2 separate regions of the Homo sapiens genome follow, and region 1 is linked to region 2. A link is a loop called in an ENCODE intact Hi-C map of the cell type or tissue named here. Cell type or tissue: mammary epithelial cell. All regions are shown on one strand.

Region 1 (5,000 bases), 200 kb after region 2:
TCTATCTTGATTTAAGATAAATAAATAAATATATAAATTTGACTTTACAAATAGATCAACTAAGGGGCTATTACTTAATTGTAAAAGGATCCTTCCATTTACAAAATAATTTCTTGTAGATACATCTCTATGCAATCAGGCTTCTGAGAGCATTTAAAATGGGATAGTGACTCATCAGCTAATAGACTCTTTAGCACTACTAGTCAGTCAAATACCACTCTTCTATTTAAAATCAAATATCTGCTACAAGCAGGACACCAAAGGGGTAAAAAGGTGTACAAAACATTGTCCTTGCTCTCAGATTTCTAAAAATGCAATAATGACTTAATTTTTCATAAAGAAAACTATGCCTATATAGCAAGAATAGCAGTTTGCATCATATTTTAGTGAGACAGCACAACATTTCAGGGCCCTGAAAAATGATCTATCTAACTTACAAGGATTTCTAAGTTATCATCCACTTTATAAAAACATGTAAAATACCATGAATTCCTGGCAAAAGAGGCATTGTATAAATTCCTAGTAATATAAATAAATTTCTGCATAGTAATAGGGAAAGACAACAGAATTTCTTTCTGTTTTTTGAAATGGAGTCTTGCTCTGTCGCCCAGGCTGGAGTGCAGTGGTGCAATCTTGGCTCACTGCAACCTCCACCCACGAGGTTCAAGCAATTCTCCTGCCTCAGCCTCCCGAGTAGCTGGGATTACAGGCACCTGCCACCATATCCAGCTAATTTTTCTATTTTTAGTAGAGACGAGGTTTCACCATGTTGGCCAGGCTGGTCTCGAACTCCTGACCTCAGGCGATCTGCCTGCCTCTGCCTCAAAGAGTCCTGGGATTACAGGCATGAGCCACCGCGCCCGGTGCAGAATTTCTTATTAGGAAAAAGTAATCTTGCTTTTGCTGTTTCTTTTCTTTAATGAGTCAAGCAAGATTTCTTTGGTTTTCACATGGCAGTTTGTTTTCCTTACTCTTCCTACAGAACAGGTTATGGCTATTTTATTCCTTAACAAATAAATACTACTTTTTCTTTTGGAGGAAAACAATAGCTCTGTTTAAAATCATGAATACATATAATTACAGCAACAGATTCTTCTGGAGAAGATGCATGGGGATGAAAAGGTTCTATTAGAAAGATAAGAGATGGAAAAGTTTTCCTTCCTAGGTAATCTGACATGGACTGGGTCACTCACTAAAAGCATGCACTTTGATGCTTACGAGAACATCTCTCTGGAAGCACCAACAGTTAAGAAGTCAGAACACCGCGTTTCTCAGAACTTCAGGAGTGCTTACGGGTACTGGCTCAAGGGAGGACTGCAGGACACAGATCAAACAAGCGGAGCAGCTCAAGGCAGCTCTGCCTCTTCCTTCCTTCCTACCAAGTGGGCACACAGAGAGCCTCTGAGGACGGGCTGGGAAACTGCTAGAAGGAGACCAGGATGCTGCATGGGCTGTTTAGTTTCACACTCTGACAGTACAAGAACAACACTGTTCTGACAGTTTACTGAGCCGAAATAACTTTATTTACAGCCATTAAACAAACTAACTTGCAACATAACACTCATGTATTAAGGATAAAACACCTGTACTTTCTACGGGTTTGAGTGGCAGTGGTGGTCATTAAGGCACAGTGGTGTGGTTGTTCTGAACAAGGCCATGAAAGTTGCCAAACTGGCTTCTCAAATCAAATTCATAAATCTTCCGATCTGCATCTTTGTTTTTGTGATGTATTAAACACTCCTAATGAAAGATACAAGTGAAGTCTGGTTGTTGCTTCCTGTTTTCAGGAAGATTAGCATGTTAATATTAGAAGTAACAACCAGACTTCACTCCATCCAGCTTACCTGCAGCTTCTCCATCCAGCTTACTTGCAGGAAGGAAGCTGATCAGGGCCCGATTTTACACACGCTCTGGGAAAACCTCAAGCATGAGTAATCTGGACAGAGCCTACTCCCAAATACCAAGAGAAGCCATCGAAACACTCAAATCTAACCTTTCCCTTTGCCAGGGTCAAAAACTTAGCTTAGTAAGAGAAATTAAAGTCTGTGACAAGTCAACGTAAATTTTTGTACACAAAGCATTTCAAACCATATTCGACCTAAATACAGTTCAGTGCTGCCCCCTATGTTCTGTGAATTAAATGACAAGGAGAAACAACTATCAACTTCAAATTATTTGGGTTTACCTTATAAACTCCATCTTAGCGAACCGTCAGTATGAACAGTAAGACAGTACGAAAAGTAGTTGCATTTACTGAGCACCTACTATGTGCCAGGTACTGTTTGATGCACTTCAATGAGCATTTAAGCTATTAAACTAATCCTTAAAACCACCTCATAAAATAGGTGTTATTTTCTTCATCATACAGTCTATAGTAACTCAAGCTAAAACAGATAAAATACACATGAAAGTAAGAGAAAACACCATTAAAAAACACACACATAAAAAATAGGGATCCAGGTTACTTTTCCTTTCTGTGTAGCATGCACCCTCCGCCCTTCTCTCCTGATCTTTGGTACAGTCACGGTTTCCAGAAGGCCATCTTTCTCTTCTGATTTCAACACAAATGAAAACCTCTCAAGAGCCTTACAAAAGTCTACGGAAAACCGATCTCTTCACTGGCCTCCTGGCTTCCAGTCTCCTCCCCTCTTCCTGGCCTGGGTATCACTACCGAACTCATTCTCCCGAGACGCCCCTTCATGACAGCACTGCTGAAGGAGCTGTTTCTCTTGGGTAAGTGGACAACCACAGCCTGACTTTAAGGTGCTCCACATTATCGTTCCAACTCCTCCACTTCAGGCAGGCCCCCGACACACACGATCATTCCACCTTCTTCATTCTCTGAAACTCTTCCTTCTCCCTCTCCAAGATCCAGGCTCAGAACCTCTGGAGACACGACCAGAGCCATAGTCTTCCATCATGTATTTAGAATTTAGTCACAGAGTCCAACAGGGCTTCAGATTATAAATACTTTTTTCATTATGCAGATATAATTCACATACCGTAAAACTCACCCTGTTAAAGTGCATGATTCAGTGGTTTCAGCACATTCACAAAGCTGTGCCATCATCACCACTAACTCCAGAACACTTTCAGCAGTCCAAAAAGCAGGCCTGGACCATTAGCAGCCACTCTCCATTCTCTCCTCACCCCAGGCCCTGGCAACCAGTAAGTTGCTTTCTGTCTCTACGGATTTGCCTATTCTGGACATTGCATATAGACAGAATCATATCATGTGATCTTTTATGACTGGCTTCTTTCTTAGCATAAACTTTTCAAGGTTTATCCATGTTGTGGCCAATATCAGGACTACATTCCTTTTTGTGGCTGAGTAATAGTCCATTGTATGGACATACCACATTTTCTTTCTCATTTATCAGTTGGTAGACATTTAGCTTATTTCTACTTTTTGGCTATTAGGATTAACGCCACTATGAACATTCATGCACGAGTTTGTGTGTGGTTGCACAGATGTAAGTTTTAATTTCTCTTGAGTATATACTTAGGAGTAGATTTGCTGGGTCACATGGAAACTTTACATTTAACTTTCTGAAGGACTGCCAAACTGTTTTTCACAACAGTGGCACCATTTCACATTGCCATCAGCAATGTACAAGGGTTCAAATTTCTCCACATCCTAGCCAACACCTGTTACTGATTTTTTTATTATAGCTTCCCTAGAGAGTACACAGTGGTATCTTATTGTGGCCTTGATTTGCATTTCCCCAACTCTAATAATGTGAAGCATGTTTCATGTGTAAACACCTCCATGCATCTCTGTCTTTCCCTTCTCACTGATGTCACTCCAGTCTTGCCCTTACAGCCTCAGCAGAGTGTTGCTGCCCCCATCGTCTCTTTCCCTTCCAATCCACATGCCAATGCAATATCAGTTTTCATAAAACTGAATTTTGCAGTACCCTCCCTTCCCCCCCCACACAAAAATACATGGCATTTGGAAAGCAAAATCTTGAGTTAATAGTTTTATTCCCTGAAAATGTATTAATATAATGAAATTAAACTTACATTGATTCTTCTTTAGATACCACCTTGGCCAGGTCTTCCTGCTCCTTCATTTTATCCGCAGCTTGAGCTTGTTTTTCAATTTCATTAAAGCATGTGTTTGCCAGTTTCTGAGCTCCCAAACTTCCTTTTTTGGCCCCAAGCTAGAACATATATAAGACTATAGTCTACACGAGCTGTTTGAAAGCTTCTGTGACTACAGCTAACATTTCCTAAGGGTTAGGACCTGCCAGGCACTGTGACAAGCACTCTACATTTGTTCTGTGGCTTAGTCCTCAGAACTCTGTGAAGTTAGTATTATTCCAGGAGTCCCTCAGCATGGGGGAATTGGTTTCACGACCCTGTGGATAACAAAATCTGCGATGATCAAGTCCCTTACGTAAAAGGGCGTAGTATCTGCATTTAACCCACGTGTAGCCTCCAGTATACTTTCAATCATCTCTAGATTACTTATTATGCCTAAATAATGTAAATGCTATGAAAATAGTTACTAATTCTGTGTTTTTATTTGTATTGTTTTTACTGTTGTATTCTTACTTTTTATTTTTTTTTACTTTTTTTGAGACAGGCTCTCATGCTGTTGACCAAGCTGGAGTACAGTGGCACAATCTCAGCTCACTGCAACCTCTGCCTCCTGGGGTAAAGCGATCCTCCCACCTTAGTATCCCGAGTAGCTGGGACTACAGGCACGGGCCACCAAATCCGGCTACTTTTTGTATTTTTTGAAGAGATGGGATTTCACCATTTTGCCCAGGCTGGTCTTGAACTCCGGGGCTCAAGTGATCCACCTGCCTCGGCCTCCCAAAGTGCTGGGATTACAGGCGTGAGTCACTACGCCTGGCCTATTGTTTTTTTTTCCCCCCCAAATAATTTTGATCTGCAATTGGTTGAATCCATGGATGCAGAACCCCTGGATACAGAGGGCTGAGGAAAGTAAAGCTCATATAAGTTAAGGAATGTGGCCAAGGTCACACAGCCAA
Region 2 (5,000 bases):
CCGGGGCCCCAGTGTGCGATGTGGGGAGGTGACTGGGTGAGCGTGAACAGGGCGTGGGGTGCGCGGGGCGGGTGGCCGTGTGACCGTGCCCGGCCCTCAGAAGACGAAGCAGCGCTCCGTGGGGTGGCCCACGTGGTCCAGGTTGGGAAGGCAGGCGTACTGGATCATGGGTGGGGGGCCACACATCAGCACCAGCGGCTCCTCCTCTGGGGGTGGAAGGTGGTCCCGGATCATCTCCTCATTCACGAAGCCCTGGCCGTAGTCCCAGGCTGTGGGGTGAGAGACCAGGTAAGCTGACGTGTGGCTGTGTGGTCACCAACCTGCTGACCGACCAACCCTAGGCGGTGAATTCCTTAAATGCTGAAGAATGGAGAGGCTGATCCCAGCAAACTGTCACCAGGACCCCCTGCCCCCAACCCTGACTCAAGCCTATGGCCTCAGGCCCTGCAGCCTGAAACCAGTGTACAAAGCCCATCATGGTTCCCCTGACTGCACTTTACAGTTTGCAAAGCCTTTTGCTTCCATTTGGCCTCCGGGGTGTCCCTTGGAACAACCCAGTGGGTGGACAGGGCGGGGAATATGAATCCCATTTTACAGATGTGGCAACTGAGGCCCAGAGGACCCAGAGTTGAGTTGCTCAAGATCACACAATGAGGCAGGGACACGACTGAGATGTACCTTCCAGGATCCAGAGGTCCCCAGGCTGGTGCTCTGCCCCAGGCTGCTCAGGGTGACAGTCTCTAACTGCCCCCACCTCCATGAGCCCACTGTGACTCCCCAAGAATGTCGGCCCATGAGGAACTGAGTCTCATCCACAGCTGTGTGTCCTGCCCCCTCGAGCCCTGAGCGCCCACGATGATATGGCTGGTCTCTATCCTTAGTAACCAGAAACAACCACCCCACAGCCCTCAACACCAAGAGAAAAGCTGCTGAAGCCTCAGGCCAGGAGGGCTGGCACTGGCTGACACAGACACCCTGCCTAGATGGCCCAAGTTTACAGCATACACTCCACGCTGTGAAGGTCCTGACGGGGAGGGGCCAAAGCAGTCCCGCTTGCCCTGGAACCAGGAAGAGTCTACTGTGCTGAGCAAGGGGGTCCTCTTTATCTCATGGACTCCATGAGCTAAGTCACTGACCACATTTCCCTTTTCACCTTGGCTGCTGGGAAGCCTGGAGTGATACGTGTGGCCCATTCACAGCAAGCGTACATTATAGTCCGTTTTTGTACAAATCCCAGTACTGATTCCATTCATTTTATAGCCCTGCACTTGTTTTTCTTTCACTCCCACTTTCCATTTGTGCCACTCTGACTCACCAGATGAGTCTTTGTAAGCCTCCTAAAATCCCTCTGGAACAAGGCGAGGCACAGAAAATAGTTTTATAGCTGGGCAATGGATCTGAAGTGGATCTGAAAGTACCTTGTAAAAACTGCATGGGCATAAACTGCTAGTGTACAAAATGTGCAGGTATGTAAGACACCTTTCAATTTCACAGCGATTTCTTTTTAGTGTGTGTGTGTGTGTGTGTGTGTGTGTGTGTGTGTTTTTAAGAGACAGGAATTGGCTATGTTGCCCCAGCTGGCAGGCAGTGGCTATTCACAGGTGTGATCATAATGCCCTCCAGCCTGGAGCTCCTGGGCTCATGTGATCCTCTTGCCTTAGCTTTGAATAGCTGGGACTACAGGTGCATGCCACCGTGCATGGCTTAATGTATTTTTCCCTGTACCTGTCCTGAAAGTGGCTCTGTGGGGGAAATACTCACTGCCCCTGCCTGGAGTCCTTGGGGCTCTCCTCATCCTTCGCTTAGCTACGGTACAGCCAGACTGGCCTGTTACCACTTTCTTTCTCAACCTCTGGAATTTCAGCTTACATTTAATGCTACAGCAGTACCTCAACTAATCTTGAATTGTGGGTCACAGTGGCAACAAATGTACACGAAAAATGCTAGGAGATCACCCAACTATTCCTCTCATTGGCAGGTAACTGTCCCGTGGTGGTGGTGCAGGTGCTGCTGCCTGTTGCCACCAGGGGTCAGCACTGGCCCCTCCCTGGGGGACCAGGCCTCGCTCTGGCCACAGGGCAGGGGCTCCTGCACGCACCAGGGATCTGGATCACTCATCTGGAATTGGGATGGGGCTAAACCCTGCCTCGCAGCAAGCTGGCCCCGCCCATGCCATTAGAAACTGCAGTCAGAAAGGAGCAAAGCAGCCTATCACTTCCTCCCTTTAGACTGACACATGGGTACAGGATAAAACGCTCTTTTCTTTGAGACGGAGTCTCGCTCTATCGCCAGGCTGGAGTGCAGTGGCACCATCTCGGCTCATTGCAACCTCTGCCTCCCGGGTTCAAGCCATTCTCCTGCCTCAGCCTCCGAGTAGCTGGGACTACAGGCACGCGACACACGCCCAGCTAATTTTTGTATTTTTAGTAGAGACAGAGTTTCACCATGTTGGCCAGGATGGTCTCGATCTCTTGACCTCATGATCTGCCTGCCTCGGCCTCCCAAAGTGCTGGGATTACAGACGTGAGCCACCGCGCCCGGCCTGCTCCTTTCGTTAGTAGAAGAGAAACAGCAGCTAGACTCCCAGAGCCAGTGCCCTGGCTGACCTCCGCTCCAGCCGCTGCCTGGCTCTGCTTGGCCCCCCACATCACAGGAACCCCGCCACCATAACCGCGCTATAATTTACTAAGAAACCTGCTCCCATTAGTCCTCTGCCTCCCCCACTGGAAGGTCAGCTGCGGGGTCAGGTTGGCTTCCTGAGCATACCAGGTGGAGCAGCCGACCTGGAGGGGGTGGGCTGACCCAGGACAGCAGGTCCAGCCAGAGGCCGGACACGGTGACAACCCACACATCCACCACCCCCTCCAGGCCTGGGTCTCTCAGCCTGGAGGCCTGGAACCCAAGCTGGTCATCTGAGAAGGGCGGCTGCTCCCTCAGGGATGGGCCCAGGTGACCCAGCTCCTAGGTGCTAGCCAGGTGGTGCAAGTCCCAGAGCCCATGTGCTCCTTTCTGGGAGGAGCAGAGGGTGGTGTGGACAGAGCTCCCTCATCAGTAGAGGGCATGCACCCCCTGACATGGATCATCAGCAGAGGGTGTGCGCCCCCCACCATGGATTAGTCCTGAGGAAACTGTGGGGCCGTAGGAGGTGCCGGAGGCAAAGCAGGGGCAGATGGCAGGACATGAGACCCCAAACTGGTGCTCACACGGGTATTCAAAAATGGTGCTTCCAACACTTAGAAATTTCCCAGAAAATGCAGGTCCCCAGCTTCTCTTGAAAAGCAGAGGCCCTGGCCACACAGGGCTATACTCCACAGCGGGATTGCCCACGGCGGATGGGGCTGTGTCCTCCGGACCAGGCAGATGCGCTCCAATTTACCGCAGTTGCCGCCACTCCCTAGTCTCTCAGCCCTGAAGCTAAACATCACCAGAATGTTTCCTGGGGAAGGCTGAGCTCTGCTTTTCTTACAGCAAAGAAGAAATTGAGATATTACTTATACCTACATCTCTATCTGAAGCCGAAAAGGGAAGGGCGCTTTAACTCCCAGAGGCAACCTCACTGCAAGTGGTGGAGGTGGGGCGGCCCTCACTCGCTGCCTCCAGCTTGGCTCTCCCACAACTCCCTTGGCAAGCAGCTCAGCCACTGGACAGGTGGAACAAGGGTAACCCCAACGTCGGCCCAGCCCACTCCCCAGGGCTGACAATGGGAGAGAAGATGGCCTTGGTGTAACTCGGCAGCACCTGAGAGTATGCACGCTGGGATGTGGAAGCAGCAGCCGCCACCGCTGCCCCGAGACTTGCCCCGAAGTGAGCCCCGCCCAGGGAGGGGACGCTGGCCTTCTCTGCCCAGCTGGGCAGTGCAGTGCGCCCGGGAAAGGACTCTGCCTCTGGAGGCGAGGACCTGGGTTTCAGGCCGGGCTGTGGTGGTTTCCGGCTGTGTGGCTTCAGTGAGCCCTTGTTCCTCATCTGTGAGACGGGGCCACACCACCTGCCTCCCACAGGGCCATAGTGAGTGCCAGATGTCGTCCAAAGGCTCAACGCCACAAACAGCTGGGCAAAGGTGAACTGTGGGCTGGCACCTCCCACCCACCCAGTGAGGGGCCTCCCTCACTCACCTTCAGGGGCTCTGTCCAGCGTGTACCAGAGCTTGAAGCGTGCAGAATGTTTGTTCCTGAGTTCCTCCAGCTCAGGTCGCAGCAGGATGTCCTTCTCGGTCTGCAGGGGACAGGGCCAGGCAGTCAGGAAGGATGGGTGGCAGACTGCCCCTGGAGACACTCAACAGAGACGCGCCTCGTCATCGCGCCCGCCTGCGGGCCACACGCTTGCGGAGCTTTCAGGAGGGGACTCGGCCAGAGATCACCCTGGCACCCCTCTCTCCTTGTCTAGCCTAAGGAGCCCCTCAAAGCTGCTGCTGAAGGGGCGAAGGCGTTCGCTAGAAACTCAGTGTGTCAACTGCTTCTGCTGTTGTGAGGAAATGGGCTCGATGTCCCGAGAGTGGGAAAAATGGAAAAAACTAAAGGCGGCCAAGCTGCGCGACAGCAAAAAGGGAAGAGACGGGAAATGTGCCAAGATACTCCAGGGGGTCAGCCCGGGAGCGGGTGTAACACATACAATAAGCAATGGCCCCGTGAGAAGGCTCAGGATTTGCACCCTCAGCCCTCCGGCAAGTCTTTTTGCGTTCTGGGATCTCATTCAGGTTGTACCTCCAGAAACCAGGAAGTACAGACACCACTCCCCACCCAACCTGGCCCCCTCGGGCCTTGCCCACACCCATCCTCCTGGCTGGCCTGCGGCTCCCCCACCCCCACCCGGCTGTCACAGAGCCCTACAGAACTCAGTCCAGCGTCATCCCTTCCAGGAAAGCTTCCTGGACCCTCCAGGGGCTATCAGGGATCTCCCCCTGAATCCCCCACCCGACTCCCCGCCCCCCACCCCCGTTCCACCTCTGATCACATCACAGGCTGCTGCCCAGCGTTTGCAGGTCACACAGGGACAGAAGGGGC

The links. Hi-C counts contacts between places; a loop is a spot of excess contacts. Peaks named below come from ENCODE experiments on the same cell type or tissue, not always from the same donor. Only the 100,000 strongest peaks of a DNase experiment are listed, where the experiment ranks them.
Region 1: it touches region 2 in a loop (4-fold over the local background); 22 of 110 quality-filtered maps call a loop at or near these places.

Annotation. Positions count from the first base shown.
Region 1 is chr22:42,818,247-42,823,246 of GRCh38, forward strand. ARFGAP3 (ARF GTPase activating protein 3) reads right to left here. Exons shown (of 16, transcript NM_014570.5): 9 at 4,024-4,163. Among named protein-coding and RNA genes, the nearest start is that of ARFGAP3, 37 kb to the right of the region's middle. In mammary epithelial cell, a CTCF peak has its summit at 2,120; a DNase peak (open chromatin) is centred at 1,945.
Region 2 is chr22:42,619,677-42,624,676 of GRCh38, forward strand. It overlaps CYB5R3 (cytochrome b5 reductase 3), which reads right to left. Exons shown (of 9, transcript NM_000398.7): 8 at 4,113-4,212; 9 at 1-269. The coding sequence ends at 97. Among named protein-coding and RNA genes, the nearest start is that of RNU12, 6.9 kb to the left of the region's middle. RefSeq lists enhancers at 2,010-2,099, 3,917-4,471. In mammary epithelial cell, a CTCF peak has its summit at 2,032 (motif pointing right); DNase peaks (open chromatin) are centred at 1,315 and 2,075; H3K27ac peaks cover 1,541 bases.